Linked DNA regions of Homo sapiens: region 2 is linked to region 1. Evidence: read pairs that join two places in POLR2A ChIA-PET (ENCODE). Cell type or tissue: Caco-2. All regions are shown on one strand. Each heading gives the region's core, and the rest is flanking DNA. Links, peaks and the distances in the headings are about the cores only.

Region 1 (5,369 bases), core at 370-5,369:
GAAGGTCGGGGAGACTCCACTGGGGAGGCTGGAGCTGGGGGTGGTGTTGAGCCCAGCCTTGAGCATCTCCTTGACATCCAAGGCCTGCCCAAAAGACAAGCAGGTGCAGGCAGCAGCAGTCCAGAGGCCCCCCTGAGATCTGAGGATAGCACCTGCCTCCCTCCCAGCCCTGGCCTCATCACTGTGCGGCTCAAATTCCTCAATGATACCGAGGAGCTGGCTGTGGCTAGGCCAGAGGATACCGTGGGTGCCCTGAAGAGGTGAGTGGCCTGGGAAGTGGGAAGCTGCTTGTGCTCATCCCCCAGCCCTTGGTTGCCTCTAAGGAGGCTGGTGCAGACATGGGAGCTGCAGCAAAGTGTAAGATCCAGCCCCTACCAAGGGCAGGTAGATACTTTCTTAGAAATACACCCTTCAGGCCGGGTGCAGTGGCTCCCGGGACTTTGGGAGGCCGAGGCGGGTGCATCACGAGGTTAGGAGTTCGAGACCAGCCTGACCAACATGGTGAAACCCCATCTCTACTAAACATACAAAAATCAGCCGGGCGTGGTGGCGCACGCCTGCAATCCCAGCTACTCAGGAGGCTGAGGCAGGAGAATCGCTTGAACCCAGGAGGTGGAGGTTGCAGTGAGCCGAGATTGCGCCACTGCACTCCAGCCTGGGCGACAGAGTGAGACTCCATCTAAAAAAACAAAACAAACAAATACACCCCTCATTAGTTAAGGATAAAGATGAGGGGGGCCTGTCGCGGTGGCTCACGCCTGTAATCCCAGCACTTTGGGAGGCCAAGGCGGGCAGATCACAAGGTCAAGATATCAAGACCATCCTGGCCAGCATGGTGAAACCCTGTCTCTACTAAAAAAAAAAATACAAAAATTAGCTGGGCATGGTGGCGCACTCCTGTAGTCCCAGCTACTCGGGAGGGTGAGGCAGGAGAATTGCTTGAACCCGGGAGGCAGAGGTTGCAGTGAGCCGAGATCGCGCCACTGCACTCCAGCCTGGCAACAGAGTGAGACTCCGTCTCAAAAAAAAAAAAAAAAAAAAAAGGATAAAGATGAGGGAAAAAAAAATCCACCCTCCAGTTTTTCCCCACTCCCCTGCTTTGTTGGTCCAGGCCTGTTTGCCTTCTCATTCCTCACCCTCTATCTTTTCTTCCATGTCTTTCATCCTTACAGCAAATACTTCCCTGGACAAGAAAGCCAGATGAAACTGATCTACCAGGGCCGCCTGCTACAAGACCCAGCCCGCACACTGCGTTCTCTGAACATTACCGACAACTGTGTGATTCACTGCCACCGCTCACCCCCAGGGTCAGCTGTTCCAGGCCCCTCAGCCTCCTTGGCCCCCTCGGCCACTGAGCCACCCAGCCTTGGTGTCAATGTGGGCAGCCTCATGGTGCCTGTCTTTGTGGTGCTGTTGGGTGTGGTCTGGTACTTCCGAATCAATTACCGCCAATTCTTCACAGCACCTGCCACTGTCTCCCTGGTGGGAGTCACCGTCTTCTTCAGCTTCCTAGTATTTGGGATGTATGGACGATAAGGACATAGGAAGAAAATGAAAGGCATGGTCTTTCTCCTTTACGGCCTCCCCACTTTTCCTGGCCAGAGCTGGGCCCAAGGGCCGGGGAGGGAGGGGTGGAAAGGATGTGATGGAAATCTCCTCCATAGGACACAGGAGGCAAGTATGCGGCCTCCCCTTCTCATCCACAGGAGTACAGATGTCCCTCCCGTGCGAGCACAACTCAGGTAGAAATGAGGATGTCATCTTCCTTCACTTTTAGGGTCCTCTGAAGGAGTTCAAAGCTGCTGGCCAAGCTCAGTGGGGAGCCTGGGCTCTGAGATTCCCTCCCACCTGTGGTTCTGACTCTTCCCAGTGTCCTGCATGTCTGCCCCCAGCACCCAGGGCTGCCTGCAAGGGCAGCTCAGCATGGCCCCAGCACAACTCCGTAGGGAGCCTGGAGTATCCTTCCATTTCTCAGCCAAATACTCATCTTTTGAGACTGAAATCACACTGGCGGGAATGAAGATTGTGCCAGCCTTCTCTTATGGGCACCTAGCCGCCTTCACCTTCTTCCTCTACCCCTTAGCAGGAATAGGGTGTCCTCCCTTCTTTCAAAGCACTTTGCTTGCATTTTATTTTATTTTTTTAAGAGTCCTTCATAGAGCTCAGTCAGGAAGGGGATGGGGCACCAAGCCAAGCCCCCAGCATTGGGAGCGGCCAGGCCACAGCTGCTGCTCCCGTAGTCCTCAGGCTGTAAGCAAGAGACAGCACTGGCCCTTGGCCAGCGTCCTACCCTGCCCAACTCCAAGGACTGGGTATGGATTGCTGGGCCCTAGGCTCTTGCTTCTGGGGCTATTGGAGGGTCAGTGTCTGTGACTGAATAAAGTTCCATTTTGTGGTCCTGCAGCCTCTTTCTGTGACAGAGAATGGCTTTGCGCTGCCCCCAGGAAAATGGTAATGAGAGTAGGTAGGCCGGGGCTACCAACGGGAGATGCAGTTTATTTACACCAGCAGCCATGGGGGCAGAGGGAATACACAGCGTTTACAAAGTTAGCTACCTGTACAGAATGGATTACATATGCAAAAATAAAAATCTCAAGACCACAGGACAGCGTGAGCCCCACCCCCCTCCCCCAATGACCCCAGCATGCGGTAATGCCAGGCGGGTGGCCCCTGGGCATGCGGGGGGGAGTGATGCATGGAAGGAAAAGCCACCGGCCATGGAAATTAGTACAGAACCCCCCCACACACACTCAGACACAGGATACAGGGTGGACGACACCTAGCCGGGGTGGGAAGGATGGGAATTGAAACCCACACAGCCTGCTGTTAGAGGGAGGGGAGTGGGGAGCTCCTAGCCCCTGTTCAACTACATGGTAGGGGGGGCACTCTCTCCCCAGAAGGAAAAGGGTTTGTTCCCTCAGGGTCCCTGCTGGACCAAGCCCATCTCTTACCCAGCCTGGGCAGGGGGCTCTGCCCTGAGGGCGGGCCAAGGAACAATGGGGAAGTTTATGTGGACAAACCAGTTCCCAAGCTACTTCCCACTTCTCCCTCCTCCAACCAGAAGGGGGGAAAAGGGAGAGGCCACAGGGCAAAGAGTGTATTAGGGCCTGAGCTGCAGCTGCCTCTCAGAAGGGAGAGTGGCCCACAGCCTTCCTCCCTTCACCTTCAGCCCACTCCCCAGACTGCATCTGGAAGCGGCTAGAGGCCTGCTGAGATCCTCCTCTCCCTCTGGCCTCCTCTCGGAGGGAGACTACGGAGGGCCAAGAATAGAGAAGCCCAGGCCCCGGGATTTATTCTAACTCCTGCCAAAATCTGTTTGGCTTTTTAAAAAATAATCACAATTTGTGGGTTAAAAACCAATTTGCAACCAGGCATGAGCCACAATCAGAACCACCCCAGCGGGAGAGCGGAGTTCCAGACAGGGCATTGCAGCCCCATCTCTGTTGTTCCCTTAACCCTCTAGGGTCCCTAACCCGATCAGTCCAACCAGTCCTGGGTACTAACTACCCAAATGTGGGATGGCTCCTCTTGGGAAGAGGGTAGGGGACATGTCCAGCAAGTGCCAGAGAACTTGGCTCAGGGTCACCTCCACCCATGTCAGTCAGCTCTGCTCCCAGCCCAGGTCGCGGTCCTCCAGCTTGGCTCCTGGGAGTGGTGGTGCCCGCATGGAGGGGGGACGGTACATCTCTTTAGGATGTAGACCAGGCAGGTGGGCACACTGGCATGACAGTCCCACAGAGGGGCAGTGACACCCCTTCCCCTCCACTGACAACCTGGGGCACAGAGGCCACCCTCTCTTCCCACCCAACTCCTAGCAAAGGGGGAGAGGCACAAGATTAGGATTTTCCTCAGAGCCCCAAACCACAAGTACAGAATAAATAACTTAAAAGCGCTAAGGAAGGGAAACAGGGCACGCTTTGGAGGCAGGAGCGCTGAGAGGAACTGAAGCCAGTCAAGGTGAAGGGGGTGGAAGCAGCAGTTGGGAACCTGGGCTGCCCCGGTAGGGCAGTGGGGCAGGGTGGGCAGGAGGAACACGGGGCCACCCCAGGAGGGTGAGGCTGGGTCCCTTCCTGGGGCAGGGAATGAGGTAAGAAAACATTTCAAATAAAGCAGCACCGTTCCCTCTCACCTTGGGGCCCCACTCCTCACCAGCCCTGGGTCAGGGAGGAGAGGCAGGGGGAGGAATTCTGACACTTCTCCCTCTTCCTACCCTCCCTTTCCCATTCCTTGAAGCTGTAGAGGCTGGAGGCCCTTTCCTGGCACCCAACAAAAGGACAGCTCCTGCTGCCAAGGAGGCCCATGGGGACTGAGGGGAAAGGGCTGCCCCTGTGAGGGGCAGGGAAGGTGGCGGCAGTTCTGGACGCCCACCTCAGCAGACAGCACTCTGTGCCTGCCTACCCCTGGGACTGGGGGCATTTGATAAGATTCTGCACACAGACAGGACATGCCCAGCCTTGCCCCTCAGCTCCAAGCACCGGACCCATTCACATTGCTGAGGGCGGCCGAGGCAGGCCCCCTCCAGGCTCAGCTTCCAACCCACAGCCTCCCGGGTCGCCACATTGCCCCTCAGCAGGGCTTAGTCCAGTTCCTGGGGTGGGGGGCAGGCAGTGCCCTGGCACAGTGCCCAGGTCAGGCCCCTGGCCTAGCTGGACATCCAGTAACTCACAGAATAAATAGGAAAACCGCCTCCCCACCAAACTTATGTCCAAGGCATAATATGTCCAGGTCTGAGTCCTGCACGCCGAGGAGTCGTGCTCCATTGCAGAGGACTTTGACACCCCCCAGGGGCGCATAATCGGATCCTCTGCCTGCCTGGCCCACCAAGCTTCCCAAGCCCCAACCCCCAGCAGCCGTCCATTTGCCAGGCTATGCCACCTGGGTGGGGGTCAGGAGAGAGGGCTCTGCTCAGCCAAAGGCTATCCCTTGCACCCAAGTCAGTTGATGTCATCATAGATGCTGGGCGTCGGGGGTGCCGGTGGCTTTGGCTTCTTCTTCTTGTTGGAACCTAGGCCGGAGGCAGTCCCTACCAGGCTCAGATGGGATTTCTTTTTCTTGGTTTTCCGTGACTCAGAGCTGTTGGTACCTGTAGAGAAAGAGACACAAGGGATGAGAGTATGGTTATGGCAGGAGAGGTGGCACCCCCATGGCTTTGGGCACAGAGCCCCTAGGGCCCAACTGCATCACGTACCTAGACCCCATCCCTGATTTTCACTCGTCTTGGAGGAGCCTGAATCAGAGGGTGAGAGGTCAGAGGAGCCGTCCCACTGAAGCCGGCTGATCAGGGCCTGGCTGTCAGTCATGTCAAAGCTGTCATTATCCAGGGAGCTCTCGACCTCTGGAAGGACACTGGAAAGGGGATGAGCCAAAGA
Region 2 (5,369 bases), core at 197-5,196, 510 kb after region 1:
TACCAAGGCTTTTATTGAAATTGGACTCATTTCTATCTTCCCTGATTTTTTTTTTTTTAATTTTTGTGAGTACCAAGTAGGTATATATATTTCTGGGATACATGAGATGTTTTGCTACGGAATCTTCCCTGATGTTTATCAGTTGTTTTTTCCAAACTAATCAGAAGGCATTGTATTTTTTTCTTTTTTTTTTTTTGAGATGGAGTTTCACTCTTGTTGCCCAGGCTGGAGTGCAATGGCACAATCTCAGCTCACTGTAACCTCCACCTCCTGGGTTCAAGCGATTCTCCTGCCTCAGCCTCCCAAGTAGCTGGGATTACAGGCATGTGCCACCACGCCTGGCTAATTTTGTATTTTTAATAAAGACGAGGTTTCTCCATGTTGGTCAGGCTGGTCTCAAACTCCTGACCTCAGGTGATCCGCCCACCTCGGCCTCCCAAAGTGCTGGAATTACAGGCGGGAGCCATCATGCCTGGCCTGTTTTCTTTTCTTTTGAGAAAGGGTCTTGCCCTGTCACCCAGGCTGGAGTGCAGTGGCAGGATCATAGATCACTGCAGCATTGAACTCCTGGGCTCAAGACATCCTCCCACCTCAGCCTTCTGAGTAGCCAGGACTATATGTGCATGCCACCATGCCCGGCTAGTTTTCTTTTCTTTTTTTTCCTGAGACAGAGTCTCACTCTGTCACCCAGGCTGGAGTGCAGTGGCGTGATCTTGGCTCACTGCACCCTCCCAGGTTCAAGTGATTCTCCCTGCCTCAGCTTCTCAGGTAGCTGAGATTACAGGTGCCTACCACCACGCCCAGCTGATTTTTTTTTTTTTTTTGAGATGGAGTCTTGCTCTTGTTGCCCAGGCTGGAGTGCAGTGGCACAATCTTGGCTCATTGCAACCTCTACCTCCTGGATTCAAGCAATTCTCCTGCCTCAGCCTCCCAAGTAGCTGGGATTAAAGATGCATGCCACCACGTTGGGCTAATTTTTGTGTTTTTAGTAGAAACAGGGTTTCACCATGTTGGCCAGGCTGGTCTGGAACTCCTGACCTCATGATCTGCCCACCTCAGCCTCCCAAAGTGTTAGGATTAGAGGCGTGAGCCACCACGCCCGGCCTGATTTTGTATTTTTAGTAGAGATGGGGTTTCACCATGTTGGCCAGGCTGGTCTTGAACTCCTGACCTCAGGTGATCCGCCCACTTCGGCCTCCCAGAGTACTGGGATTACGGGCGTGAGCCACTGTGCCCAGCCTGCCAGCTAGTTTTTTTAGATTTTTTTTTTTTTTTTTAAGAGAGACAGAATCTCCCTGTGTTTCCCAGGCTGGTCTCGAACTCCTGGCCTCAGGAGATCCTCCCACTTTGGACTCCCAAAATGCTGGGATTACAGGTATGAGCCACCACACCCAGCATTGTTTTTTCTTCTTTTTTAGATGGAGTCTCGCTCTGTCACCCAGGTTGGAGTGCAGTGGTGCAATTTTGGCTCACTGCAACCTCTGCCTCCCAGCTTCAAGCGATTCTCCTGCCTCAGCCTCCCGAATAGCTGGGACTACAGGCGCGTGCCACCACACCCGGCTAAGTTTTTGTATTTTTAGTAGAGATGGCGTTTCACCATGTTGGCCAGGATGGTCTCGATCTTCTGACCTCATGATCCGCCCATCTTGGCCTCCCAAAGTCCTAGGATTACAGGCATGACCCACCGCACCCAGCCACCTTTTTAAAAAATATATATACAGAGATAGGGTCTCACTCTTTCACCCAAGCTGGAATGCAGTGGCACAATCACAGCTCACAGCAGCCCAAAGTCCTGGGCTCAAGGGATCCTCCCATCTTAGCCTCCCAAGTAGGTAGGAATACAGGCGCCCACCACCGGATCTAGCCAATTTTTTTTTTTTTTTTTTTTGAGACAGGGTCTCACTCTGCTGCCCAGACTGGAGTGCAGTGGGGCAATCTCAGCTCAGTGCAGCATCAACCTCCTGGGCTCAAGCAATCCTCCCACCTCAGCCCATTTTTTTTTTAAGTATTTTATAGTGACAGAGTGTCACTGTGTTGTTGCCCAGGCTGGTCTCAAACTGCTGGCCTCAAGTGATCCACCTGCCTCAGCCTCCCAAAGTGCTGGGATTGCGGGTATGAGCCACCTTTTCCTGCCCAAAACCCATTGAGACAGTTGCTTGGAAGATTTTTAAATGGTTTAGCAAATTCTGTTTTATAGATTTTTTTTTCTTTTTATGGAGACAGAGACCCACTCTGTAGCCCAGGCTGGAGTACAGTGACACAATCTCAGCTTACTGCCAAGTGATTCTTGTGCCTCAGCCTTCTGAGTAGTTGGGATTACAGGCAAGCACCACCGCCCCCAGCTAATTATTGTATTTTTAGTAGAGATGGGGTTTCGCCATGTTGGCCAGGCTGGTCTTGAACTCCTGGCCTCAAATGATCCACCAGCTTTGGCCTCCAGAAGTGCTGGGATTACAGGTGTGAGTCACCGCGCCCAGCCTAGATTTTTAAATGTGAGAATCAGATGTTTTGTTTTATTTATTTATTTATTTATTTATTTATTTATTTATTTAGACAGAGTCTCACTCTATCACCCAGGCTGGAGTGCAGTGGCACGATCTCGGCTCATTGCAAGCTCCACCTCCCAGGTGCACACCATTCTCCTGCCTCAGCCTCCCGGGTAGCTGGGACTACAGGCGCCCGCCACCATGCCCGGCTAACTTTTTGTATTTTTAGTAGAGACAGGGTTTCACCGTGTTAGCCAGGATGGTCTCGATCTCCTGAGCTCGTGATCCACCCACCTCGGCTCCCCAAAGTGCTGGGATTATAGGCATGAGCCGCCGCACCCGGCCCGTTTTGTTTTATTTTTAAAGATGGTTCACATACCTTTATTAGAAACAAAGTCATTAAAGATCAAAACATTTCCAAACATGTGTCTTCAAAATATGCTCTTTATGGCATGAGCTTCTCTTGATTAGTGGTGATTTTTTTCACCCCTTGGCCAGCTGACTCCTTCTCAACACTGGATTCTCACCGAACCATAAGAGTTTGTACCTGTAATACTCATTTGTGTGTGAAGCACTAGGATTATTTGTAACTGTAATCTTGCTCATTCACAAGAATATGGTTAAGCCCCTTGTCCACTTTGGAGAGTTAGGAAAAATTATATCTAGATAGCATAATCTGTAAATCCACTTATCTGGACATACGTAAACTGTATAGAGACTAGGTGTGGTCTCTCACCTGTGATCCCAACACTGGGAGGCCAAGGCAGGAGGATCGATTGAGGCCAGGAGTTCAAGACCAGCCTGGGCAACACAGCAAAACTATTAGTAAATAAATAAAATAATGATAATAATAAAAACTGTGTAGAACACTGAAAAGCAAACATGGCGCAGGACACTGAAAGAAAACACACAACCCCTCCAAATACGAAGCTCCTGACCCCTTACCCAGTTACCTCACCTGTCTTACATAACCCAAGATGTCTAACAGATGCCCAGTGTCAATCCACTTACTAAATATTAATAAAGCTTACTTGTTTTTCTTCTTTTAGATAATATAATACACTTAAATTATAATGTGTTTTTTCAGCACCTCTATGATCAATTTTTTTTTTTTTTTTTTAGATGGAGTCTTGCTCTGTCACCCAGGCTGGAGTGCAGTGGTGCAATCTCGGCTCACTGCAACCTCTGCCTCCCGGATTCAAGCGATTCTCCTGCCTCAGCCTCCTGAGTAGTTGGGATGACAGGCGCCCACCACCATGCCCGGCTAATTTTTGCATTTTCAGTTGAGACAGGGTTTCGCCATGTTGGTCAGGCTGGTCTCGAACTGCTGACCTCAGGTGATCTGCCCACCTCAACCTCCCAAAGTGCTGGGATTACAGGCGTAAGCCACTGCACGCAGCTCTTTTTTTTTTTTTTTTTTTTTTTTTTTGAGACAGAGTCTCACTTTCTTATCCACGCTGAAGTGCAGTGGTATAATCATCCCTCATTGCAGCCTCCACCTCCTGGGCTCAACTGATCCTCCCACCTCAGGCTCCTGAGTAGCTAGGACCACAGGCATGCACCACCACACCCAGCTAATTTTTTTTTTTAATTTTTAGTAGAGATGAAGTGTCACTATGTTGCTCAGACTGGTCTCAAACTCCTGGGCTGAAGCGATTCACCTGCCTCAGCCTCCCAAAGTGCTGAGATTAAAGGTGTGAGTCCCCATGCCTGACCTTTGTAATCATCTTGTACCTGAGGCACACCTTTCTTTTTTGGCCGGGGCGGGGGGGTGGGGGGCGGAGAGTCTTGCTCTGTCACCCAGGCTGGAGTGCAGTGGGGCCATCTCAGCTCACTGCCACTTCTGCCTCCTTGGTTCAAACAATTCTGCTGCCTCAGTATCCCAAGTACCTGGGATTACAGGCACACACCACCATGCCTGGCTAATTTTTATATTTTTTAAGTAGAGATGGGGTTTCATCCTGTTGGCCAGGCTGGTCTTGAACTCCTGACCCCAAGTGATCCGCCCACCTTGGCCTCCCAAAGTGCTGAGATTACAGGCATGAGCCACCATGCCTGGCCAAGGCACACCTTTCTTTGGAGACCACCGGCCCAGGATAAACCTAGAAGAGTGTTAGACTGAAGGGCAGGTACCTTATTGGGTACTAAATTGCTCTCCCAAGGTTTGCCCCAGTTTTATACCCCACCCTTTTCTTTGCATTTTTACTAGAATTTGGTTTTAATACACATTAATTTTTGCAGATCAAAAGTTATGAAGTGGCATTTAATTATTGTTAAATTGGTATTTTCCTAATTATTAGTGAGTCGTAGCATGCTTTATGTTTATCAGCCCTTAAAATGTCTCATGTTTGTATTGCCCGTATTTTTCTTTTGTGTTATTTGTCTTTTCCACATTGATTTTTAAGAATCTACTTTTTCTTTTCCATTTCATTAATTTCTATCCTTTGCTATTTCTGACTGTCTACAGCCTTTGGGCTCACTGTTTTGTTCATTTTTCTGACTTCTCAAGTTGAACACTTAGCTAATTCATTTTCAATTATTCTTATTTTCTCTTTCTTACTTCCTTATTTTCTTTTTCTTTCTTTCTTTTTTTTTTTTTTTCTTTTTAAGCAACAGAGTCTTGCTGTGTTGCCCAGGCTGGTCTCGAACTCCTGGTCTCAAACAGTCTGCCTGCCTCGGCCTCCCAAAGTGCTGGGGTTACAGGCATAAGCTACCACTCCTGGCCTAAATTTAACTTTTAGATTTGGGGGTACATGTGCAAGTTTGTCACAAGGGTATATTGTGCAATGCTGCAATTTGGGCTTGTCGGTGGGGGGTGGGCAGGGTGGGCTGGGGCAGAGTCTCCCTCTGTTGCCCAGACTGGACTGCAGTGGGGCAATCACA

The links. Peaks named below come from ENCODE experiments on the same cell type or tissue, not always from the same donor. Only the 100,000 strongest peaks of a DNase experiment are listed, where the experiment ranks them.
Region 2: POLR2A ChIA-PET joins it to region 1 with 5 read pairs; 3 of 35 experiments call an interaction of 5 or more read pairs at or near these places.

Annotation. Positions count from the first base shown.
Region 1 is chr17:44,189,329-44,194,697 of GRCh38, forward strand. It overlaps TMUB2 (transmembrane and ubiquitin like domain containing 2), which reads left to right. Exons shown (of 4, transcript NM_001076674.3): 3 at 1-260; 4 at 1,173-2,601. The coding sequence ends at 1,536. It overlaps ATXN7L3 (ataxin 7 like 3), which reads right to left. Exons shown (of 13, transcript NM_001382309.1): 12 at 5,189-5,346; 13 at 2,477-5,083. The coding sequence ends at 4,935. Among named protein-coding and RNA genes, the nearest start is that of TMUB2, 5.0 kb to the left of the region's middle. In Caco-2, for the core only: no CTCF peak of the experiment used is centred there; a DNase peak (open chromatin) is centred at 3,053.
Region 2 is chr17:44,697,960-44,703,328 of GRCh38, forward strand. No RefSeq gene overlaps it. Among named protein-coding and RNA genes, the nearest start is that of DBF4B, 8.0 kb to the right of the region's middle. In Caco-2, for the core only: no CTCF peak of the experiment used is centred there; no DNase peak of the experiment used is centred there.